4 separate regions of the Mus musculus genome follow, and regions 1, 2 and 3 are each linked to region 4. A link is a loop called in an ENCODE intact Hi-C map of the cell type or tissue named here. Cell type or tissue: heart. All regions are shown on one strand. Region 1 has its middle 130 kb from the start of Calcrl. Region 2 has its middle 240 kb from the start of Calcrl. Region 3 has its middle 180 kb from the start of Calcrl. Region 4 overlaps Calcrl (calcitonin receptor-like).

What was found. Hi-C counts contacts between places; a loop is a spot of excess contacts. Peaks named below come from ENCODE experiments on the same cell type or tissue, not always from the same donor. Only the 100,000 strongest peaks of a DNase experiment are listed, where the experiment ranks them.
Region 1: a loop joins it to region 4, with 4 times the contacts of the local background. A loop is called at or near these places in 4 of 42 quality-filtered maps.
Region 2: it touches region 4 in a loop (5-fold over the local background); 4 of 42 quality-filtered maps call a loop at or near these places.
Region 3: a loop joins it to region 4, with 2.2 times the contacts of the local background. A loop is called at or near these places in 2 of 42 quality-filtered maps.

What each region holds. Positions count from the first base shown.
Region 1 is chr2:84,293,743-84,296,242 of GRCm38, forward strand. No RefSeq gene overlaps it. Among named protein-coding and RNA genes, the nearest start is that of Calcrl, 130 kb to the right of the region's middle. In heart, no CTCF peak of the experiment used is centred here; DNase peaks (open chromatin) are centred at 1,059 and 1,479.
Region 2 is chr2:84,184,916-84,187,415 of GRCm38, forward strand. No RefSeq gene overlaps it. Among named protein-coding and RNA genes, the nearest start is that of Calcrl, 240 kb to the right of the region's middle. In heart, a CTCF peak has its summit at 1,436 (motif pointing right); a DNase peak (open chromatin) is centred at 1,426; H3K27ac peaks cover 167 bases.
Region 3 is chr2:84,248,894-84,251,393 of GRCm38, forward strand. No RefSeq gene overlaps it. Among named protein-coding and RNA genes, the nearest start is that of Calcrl, 180 kb to the right of the region's middle. In heart, a CTCF peak has its summit at 1,176; no DNase peak of the experiment used is centred here; H3K27ac peaks cover 598 bases.
Region 4 is chr2:84,386,328-84,388,827 of GRCm38, forward strand. The region is part of intron 2 of Calcrl (calcitonin receptor-like); the gene reads right to left. Among named protein-coding and RNA genes, the nearest start is that of Calcrl, 38 kb to the right of the region's middle. In heart, a CTCF peak has its summit at 1,224; DNase peaks (open chromatin) are centred at 594 and 1,934; H3K4me3 peaks cover 915 bases; H3K27ac peaks cover 1,048 bases.

The DNA of each region.
Region 1 (2,500 bases), 93 kb before region 4:
CTATGTTTTCTAATTATTAGTAATGTGTTTATATTTTCCTGACTTAAATTTAATTGCTTCATAATCTACCATTAAAAAAGCATGTCAACAACTTATTGGTACAAAAAGAAAATTTTTCATTACTGAAGATAGGCTGTATGTAATTCACAGTTCATTTGACTTGATATAATAAAATCCATATGCCATATCATAGTTGAAAGGCCTGGGAAATATTGTGTTAACTAATTAACTACCTAACACAGACTTTTAAAATCAATTGTTTGGCTTCAGATCTGTATTTCAAAAGCCCATGTTAAAATAGAAGAGTACATCATATCCCAATGTAAATTCTGTCTTATGGTATTTGTGGCTTTTATTTTAAAAGTTCTGAGACTATTTTTAAAAATAGTACTATACATCAAAAATTGCTTCTGATATTTTCATTTTAACCAAATTGTTAGAAATAAACTGTACTTAAAGTTTTCAAATCAAAACATTTTTTTAATTTCCAAAAGGTATTTTCAAGTTTAATAACAATTCACTTTTAAATTCCTAAAATATAATTACTAAATTAAGGATATGTGTGTATATATGTATATGTGTATATGCATGTATGTGCATGTCCCCTATGTGCATGTATATCGCATATTCTATATGTTATTTGCAGTTTCTACTTCTAGTAGTTAAATATTGAAAAAAATCTATGGTGAAAATATCTTAAACTCAATTCCTATATGCTTTTCTAAAAGTTGTATCTTAAAATTCAAAACATGTTTTCAAAATGCATCTAAATGCATCAATACATTAGTCCTGAGGAGAGTAAAATATCCTTCCCATAAACAATGTTCATAACCTTTGTCATTGTTTTTGTTAGCATGAAATAGAAGAGAAGATCTACCGACATTTAAAACAGGGAAGCCATAAACTATAATCAGTATCACTTTGGGAGCTTTGATTTGGACAGGCTTCTTTTTTTTTTTTTAAAGCAATCCTTTAGAATATGCATCTGGACTTCCAGCAACCCACTCAGAGAAGACACAAACAAACCAGGATCACTCTGTGTGCTCCCTTCTGTGGCCCAAGTTCAAAAGCAGCAGGAGTCTCCATCTGCTTGCAAGCTGCCCAGGACTATTGGATTCCCAAAGTTGTTTCCTTTGGTAAAAGCACAGCGAACTTCTGAAGAGCACTTTCTATGCTGATCAGTAGGAAAAATAAGAGTACTGCAATAAGTGTACTAATTCTTAACTTGGTGGTATAAGACTAAATTTTGAAATGAAAATACAAACATGAATATGATATTTATCGATTTTAAATGGCAGAAAAGGCAAATAAAAGTTAATTCATAAATGTTTGAAAATAATTAAAATCTTTAAAAAATGAAAGCAGAACGTTCATGTGACAAAACAAATTAGAAACATTTAGTAAACTCAATCGGTGAGAGCTTTGTAGGCAAATACTGAGCAAACACACACACACACACACACACACAAACACACACACACACACACACACACACACACTTCCTGTTCACAGTGGAAATATCACCCTTGTATTGAGTACCCAGTTTATCCCATTGTTTTTGAAGACCAGGATGTGATTCACTGTAAAAATAGCTTTCTCCAGTATAAAGTGTCTGAACAAAAATAGTTTGTTGTTGTAGTATTCAGGAAAGTCTAAAAAGTGCTGTGTGTGTGTGTGTGTGTGTGTGTGTGTGTGTGTGTGTGTACTTAGAAGCCCCATAACATCTCTAAACTACCACTGTACAACCATACACTTAGCAGTGAAGAAAAGCCATGGATAGATGTTAAGAACACTAAAAAAAATATTGGTTCTTGGATATAATGGTCTTCCAAATTGACAAATCTTTTTCTGTGATAACTAAACACATTTTCTCATGCATATTTCATTTTAATGTTAGTGTTTTCAGTAAACCTAAAAGTTCATATTGTTTCTATTATCATTACATTTGTGTATTTTAGGTGAACCTAATCCTAGACAAAAAAAAATATTTCAAATAAAATAAAGTACAGTGAGATAAAAAAAAAAGAAACTAGCATGTTGGAATCGGGCAAAGCAAGCAAACAAAAGAGAAAGAACTCAGGAGAAGGCACAAGAATCAGAGATCCACTCATCCACACACACATATACACAAAGGACAATCTTTCTACCACCTCTTCATGGGTTCCCTGAGCCCTGGGGGAGGGGTTAGTGGATAAGTCCCATTTAGGGCTGAATGTTCTGAGGTCTAGAGGAGATTTTTTTTTTAAGTAAAAAGAAAGGCAGACAAAATACTTGGAAGCACCTGCGTTTAGGTGGTTGTTTTATTTACTTGCTTTGCTTTTTTATTTAAATTTTCTTTTACTTTTTTTTCTCTGAATTTAACAGTAAAGGGAATGGAAAGTCCATCTGGTGTTAGGAAAACTATGCATGTCCTGGGGATCTAAAAACAAAACAAAACAAACAAACAAACAAAATAAAACCTTCCCATCTCATACCAACAGAGCCAGTAAGAACATCCCAA
Region 2 (2,500 bases), 200 kb before region 4:
TGGCAAGCTTCCTCCGATTCATGCCTCGGTAAGTAGTCAGAGCTCAGATAGGAGTGGTTCTCCTAGGCTTCAGCCTCCTCTTCTAGGAAAATGTTTCCATCATTCACCACTTCCTACAATTGTTATACCTCAAGCTGAAAAAGCTATGCCTGACTGGGAAAAGGCGGGATTTTGGATCTCTCCTCTTCCTGTCTATCACCTGAATGAAAGCCAGAGGGAGGGCACCGGGATACAGCACCCCGCGCCACCGTCACTGAAAAATGGAATTTTACAAAAAGTTTTAGAAACTTCCAGTTCATTCCCGAGTGAATGTTTTCCTTTGCACAGATACAGAGCTAACTAGGAAATGTTGTCTTTCTACTGTTGAATTTCATGAGGTTTTTTTTTTTTCCCTCAAAAACGTCTTTTTAAATCTCTATAGCACTTTCATTCGTTATGGCTAAGTTACTTTATTAAAAAAGAGACTCAGAGGATTCTCATTCTTCACGCTTCTAAGGAGTTAGCCTCCTTGCCTAGCTATGCGGCCACCCAGCTTACAGCCCACAGTGTGCAGAAGATAGAATTGCCACGACCTTCATAGCACTTGCTGGACTCACTGTTCTTTCTACAGTATTCGTTGATAAACCAGAGCTTTTGTGTTTTTTAAACTACCTAGTTTAAAAACTCCATCGGGCTAAAAAGTCTCTAAGTCAAAGATATCTGGACCGGATGCCAGTGTAACTGGATAATGTTCATGCTTCCTTAAGCTACAAAATAGAACATAATATAACATACATTTTGTTGATCGTCATGGCAAATGAGGATTATAAAGGCTAAATCCTTTTTAAATTTTTTCATGAGCAATATTCACATGAATTGGTAACCTTTAAAGTTATGAACGTATTTTCAAAGCATTTATGATAGGCAACACTGAAAATTATATCTAAAATAGAGATACATTGCTTCACAAATTTTCAACAGCTTTTATAACTCTTTGACTACATCAGGGAGAAAAATCTCCCCCTTGGTATAATCATTGACCCAAAGTTGAATAAATGGGGTAAAATGTTTAGTAATGTAAAACTATCAGATACAAGTCAGGTTGTCATCTTTTAGCTGAATACCAAAAACAAAACTTACACACACTTTACAAAAGTATTTACACAGTTTGCTTTTTAATCAACCCTTTCTCCTTTCTTAACGTTTCTGAAAAGGGTTATATATAAGAAAGTAAAATGTCATTAGGCATTTTCCATATTTCTTTTCTTTCTTTGTAAAACCGATGCTTTCCTCAGAGCCGCTTTGCTCACGCAGTTCTGGGGGGAAGGGAGCAGGCAGCAGCTGCCTTGAGGCTCTGTTCTTCCATGATCACTCACTGGAGGTCTCTTCAGCCACCACAGACACAGTGCAGAGCAATGTCCTCAGCTGCTGCCCTTGCTCCCCCACAGCTCCGCACAGCTGGCCAGCAGGGCGCAGTGTCTTTCCTGGCTTGTGCTTTATTTTTCAGGATATTTCCTGGCTTCATTGTGACCACTTTTTCATTGTCAGCCAACTCATGAGCCCTCAGGAACAGACATCCTCACAAACAAAATGACATTATGAAAAACAGACCCCAGATATTGGCACATCAGCAAAACAGATGGGATTTTGATGGGGGGAAAAACTACTTTGGAAAGATTGGCATGACTCTACTATATACAAAACGTAGCTCATTCTCTGCCAATCCCAAATCACTACAACTTAAGGTCACTTTAACAAGACGACACTGAAAGTGAACCGATCGATTGCTGTTGAATCCACAGAAGATTCAACTGCACAGTTTAAAGGAGTGGCTTGGCAGGTCTGCTTATCTGGTTGAGAGTCCGTGCCTTTGAAACTTAGTATCTCAGTAAATTTATGTGAATAAAAGCATGCAAAACCTAATTTACGTAAATATTGAATATTTATTTTTTTCTAAAATCTTTAGTCTCTCTAATTCATTTAAAATAATAACTGCTTTCAGAATTCTGAAATTAATTATATTTCAAAATTGTGATCTCATGTTTTTGAAGAACTTGTAATGGCCTTGGGGCTATATTAAAACAAACAGCAAACAAACAAACAATCTCCCACTTTAGGCTTCAAAATAATTATGCAAAGAAGATAATTTTATCATTACATTTAAGAAATGAGAGGATTGAAGGTTAGGCACTTCTGCCTTATAGAATTATCTTCTGATCTGGATACTGGGCAACCTAAATCCAGGGTTGAAGGTCTTTCTTACTCCTCTCCACTAGCTTATAAGATATTCTCGGTGTGAGCATCTCAACTTGAACTACACATGATGTAATCTGGAGATATGATCAACACCATAGCTTCACTATTGACTTTCACTCGGGTTCTATACCACAGAGATTTGGCTTGGACATCAGTTTTTTATAAACAAGTTCTGGGAATTATTTTGAATTGAATTCAAGATTTAAAATTGCTGTTCTAGTCAGCAAGGTTACAAGATTTTAAAAAAGCGTGGCCTTTTTCTCTC
Region 3 (2,500 bases), 140 kb before region 4:
AAGACACACATTTACCTTTGTCATCTGCTTTTCTCGTCATTTTTCTTTCCTCTTTTCAAACCCTTGTCTAGTTTTTAATACCCAAGCCAGTTCTCAGTGAAATTCAAAGTTGTTAAAATGATGATTGTAAATGTTTTTTATATTGCATTGAATGTAAAATTCTGCTTACTTTAATTTCATCTGAACTAAACCTTTTTTAAACCCCTCACAGATAGTTTTGTTTGCCTTTGGCCTGACATTTCCAAAATAATGTGAGTTCAAGATAGGCCCATGTGTCAATCATAGTAATTAAATATAAGTACGGAACATTCAATCAGTTATAGAAAAAGATTTCTATAAAATGATACATCCAGGCTAAACCATAAGGATATTTATACAAATTCTACCTAAGTTCCCCCATGTTGTCATATAAAGTATAAAAATAACATGGATTCTCATGTAGAGTGAGGTGGGACTCATACTGTCATAGGGAAAGTCAATCAGAAAGATATATGGAGAGCAGCAAAATGCATTTATACAGGATATGAAATTCTCTGGAAGAGTTTTTATACTAAAGCAAAAGAAATTAGCGATTTTGGCTCCTAGTTTTGAGGAGACAAGAGCTAATGACTTTTAAAATGTATTTTTAATGGAAAATATGATTTAAAAAAAAAGAAAAAAACAATGAGGATAAGGTCAAATAGGAAGGCCAAGGTCAAAGCAAGAATTGGGAATTAGATAAAGAAAGGATAGGAGCCAAAAGCCTGGTGCCTTAATTCTTAATTCTATACATGTTAATGAGGATCTGTCTATAGGATACTGTCAGTCAATTTATGCATTTCATCCTTTCAAAAGTCTCACATATTCATGCTATTCTGAACAAAATTTCTCTCTCTCCCTCTCCCTCTGTCTCTCTCCCTCCCCCCTCCCTCTCTCCCTCCCTCCCTTCCTCTCCCCAGTGCTATCAAGAAAACAAATATACCAGTTGCATTTCCCTAATCTAATGAACATACAAAGTTTAAAAAAAAAACCCAACATTTTCTAATAAACCTTCTTAGGGAAAAATGGTTGTTACTGTAAATGACACTACAAAGGTCCCTTAAACCACAATCCATTACTTTTAACTGTGTTCTTATGAACACGGGTCAACGTAACATTGTGACTAGTCTGGAATTCCTCAAGAGGGCCAGCGAATCCTGACAATAGTAGGAAATACCCCAGCTGGAGATTTCCCTGTGGGGTTCTCATTTCTACAGTTTCCTCTTTGATATAATTTGTTTGAAATAGTTTGAGAACATTCTTTGCACCATTCTCTGCATTTTGCACAGCTAACAGAATTCCCTTTTTTCTTTTCCAAGTTTTCAAGAGACAAAAGAAAATCATTACTAATGTGCTTCAATTGTCTAACAAACGTTGCTTTGAGTGAGAAAGTTTAACTTACTCATAGGATACATCCGATTCTGTGTATCAGTTTAATGTTAAATGGTGTCGTAATGAGGTCTTTCATTTTGGAGTCTCTCTTACCAGAAGTTCCCTCTTGAGTTCTGTTTTATTCTTTTTTCTACCAACAATATGAACATGGCACTATTCACACCCATGTTAAATGTGCAGGGGCTGCACGCTCATGAAAAGTCACAGGGGAAGTAAAGCTGAATCTGAAAACATTGGTTGATTTAGTCTAAGGTCTTTTAAAGAACTCAGAGGAAGGACTCTAAGAGCGGAGGATTCTAAGAGCGCAGGCTGTAGATCCGCTCTGACGCTTGTTTATGAGAAGGTGAAATAATGTGGTTCTGTGAGCCAGGGACTGTGTCACCCTTGTCCGCACTTGTCTCATTTACAGAGTGAGAAAATTGGATGACACGACTTTCAAGCTCCCTGTGCTCTGTGACAGGATGATCTGCCTTCCTTCTGCCTCACCGGTCTCACGCCCATCTGCACTAGGAGAGTTCCTAAGTCCAGGGCATGGTGGGCCCAACTAAACAGAAGCTGAGAAGACTGGTAGAATGTAGTGGGACAGACACGAGGATGACTTAGTGTCCCTCTCTTTGGACTGGTCCCTGCTTCGCTTGGAATTCGTTCCTTTAGTTTTTCCCATGTCATCTCTTCACCACTATACTTCATCAGATGTCTTCTCTTTTCTTCTCTGACCATTGCCACAGGTAGAGGTGGGATCCTTTCAGATCCCTGCAGGTTCCCATCCCTAAGAAATATCTTTAGGAAACTCAGAATATTTATTTGAATAATTTAGTTGGCTTGGTAATTATAAACACTATATTCTGACATTAAAACTTGAGCAGTGTCCCTGAAGAAACTGAACATTTAACTGTAATGGATTGATTAAATTAAAATTTTAAATATGTATTTATTACTTGTTTTATGGGTACATACATTTTGCCAGTGGACCACTGCAAGCATTGCCAGCAGAGGCCAAAAGAGGGCACAGGATACCCCTGAACTGGAGTTACAGACAGTTGTTAGCTGTCATGTTAGGTGCTAGGAATCGAACCCTGATGGTCTGGAA
Region 4 (2,500 bases):
CATTCAGACACACACACACATACACACAGGAAATGAAAACAAAAAGGCAACCCAACACAGAGGGACAAATTTGCAAATCACATGTGTGATAAGGGATCTTTAATACAAAAAGAATTTTTACTACAGAATAATAATAATAATAATACTTCAATTTTTAAAGGCTAAAGGATCTGAGTGATGACCAATGAGCGCTATGGTTGGAGGGCACCACAACAGAAAGAACTGAATTAAAGGGTCGCAGCACTAGGAAGATTGAGGAACACTGGTAATGAATTCAAAGTCAGCGAAGATATATATGAGCAGAGGGTAAAAAGCCCAGCTCTCTAGGGATAAAGACCTAGAAACACAAGGGCAAGGATACAGGAGCGAGCCAGGCAATGTGACTGAAGATACAAGGCACTGTGAGGAACTTGGGATGCTCAGGGAACTCACCAGCGGACACTTGGGTGTGAAGCTTTCGGTATCCGCTGCACAGGCTCTCTGACACCCTGGGAGCTGCTGTAATTTTGCACATCCCAAACACTACTTAATTTAATGATCAACTCCTGGGATTATGTCTGGGTTGTGATTTAAAAATAGACTTTCCAGTGTAAAAGAAGTCGGCAGGAAGGGGCTCCTTGCTGAATTAAGCTGTGTTTAAGTGAGAACCGCCACTGCGGAACAACACGTTCCCTGTGAAGATGGCAAACCGGTTTCAGAGGCTCTAACCTTTACGAGCTGCTATTATCAACCCAATTGTATGTTTTTTCCTGTTGCACAAACATGTTCCCAAAAGACTTTTAAAATAGCTTTCTTTCCTGCTAAAACGTTGGGCCAAGCACTTTTTCTGACTCGCAGCTCTAAGTGGACCAGGATGTGTTAAAGGAAAAAAAAAAAAAAAAAAAAAAAAAAAAAAAAAAACTGCCCTGTCACGCTTGACAGGTTTAATAGGCCTTAACATCATTGAAATGTTTCCTAACTTCACAGCCTCCTGGCTCTTTCTGGGAATCTTCCCATAGTGTGTCCTACCCAAAACAAAACCTATCCGGAAGAAACAAACGCAGCACTTCCCAACGCCCCACCCCCACCCCCTTTCAACCCAGGCATCCAGGGAAAAGTCTGTTCACCCAAGCACGGTTTGCTCCAAGTGAAAAAAAAAATCAAAACAGAAAATACAACTTGTTTGTAAACACTTAAACAACCTAAAAGAGGAAGAAAAATTAGGTGCTATTTTTAGACCCCGCACCTTGAGGCCAAATGAGGATGTGCTCTTAAACCCAGGAAGTGAAGACCAGCCTGGAAAATACGTCTTCAATAAAGAAATGGACGCAATTCTCCAGAACTGGTTTTAAGGTACTTGGTACTTCTGAAGATATGTACTAAGTCTCTTTTTCACTTTATCTCTTTTTAAATATCTTTTGTTGTTTCTGAAAAGCAAGAAAACACATGCACGAACAGGCTGAATCTGTCTGGGCTGTTTCGAAAGACTGCCGCGTAGATATCTCTCTAACTACAATGCAGAGTTATATCACCAGCTACGCGTCCGTCTGCCTTCCACACAGTTTCCTTGACAAAAGCCTTTCTAAACTACAAAACAATGGCAATCTCAAAGGGAAATAGATGAAAATAAGCAAAAGATAAACACTATCTAACCCATATTTTGGTGATGGCCATGCCTGGGAAATTCTATGAGGCATTTTGGGGCAGGAGTCAAAATGATTATGTAGACAGTATGGCAATTTGGCATTTAAAACCCAATTAGAAATAACAGTATAAGTGTTGTATTTGATGGGAGGGCTATCAGGCCGACACTAGAAGTGAAAAACAGGGCAGAGAGTACAGATTCCATGTAGAAGGCTGCAGGGACATTTGCTAGCAGGGGACAAAGGCGGTGTGATCTGTGGCATCTCTCCAGGCTTCTGCAGTTGTAAGACAGGAGCAGCAAGCACGTGCATCATGAGTACCTAGAGGAATCGTGGAGGGCAACCTCCGTAATCACCAGCTGAAAACAGTCCCTGGGAACTGTTGTCTGGACAGCAAGTGGTGGTCTCTCCCCGGAGCAGAACGGTATGTCCTGGCTCACTCTGTGATTGGTCACAGTTACAAGACTTGCAATGTCAAGTCGAATTATGTATAAATATATATATATGGTTTTTGTTTTTTTTTTTTTTTTGGTTTTTTTTTTTTTTTTTTTTTTTTTTTTTGGTTTTTCAAGACAGGGTTTCTCTGTGTAGCCCCGGCTATCCTGAAACTCACACTGTAGACCAGGCTGGCCTTGAACTCAGAAATTCGCCAGTCTCTGCCTCCCAAGTGCTGGGATTAAAGGCGTGCGCCACCACCGCCCGGCATGTATGAATATTTAACCGAACAAACTGTCTCGGCCTTTCGTAAAGTAAACGTTGTGGTTGTGGGCCCCTGAAGATAGTGGAATGTAAGACATTCAAGAGTAAATGGAGAGGAGAGTTGTGTCTGAGTCATTTGTTTCTAATCAAATGCCTTGGCTGTGTGCGCGTGACGCAGC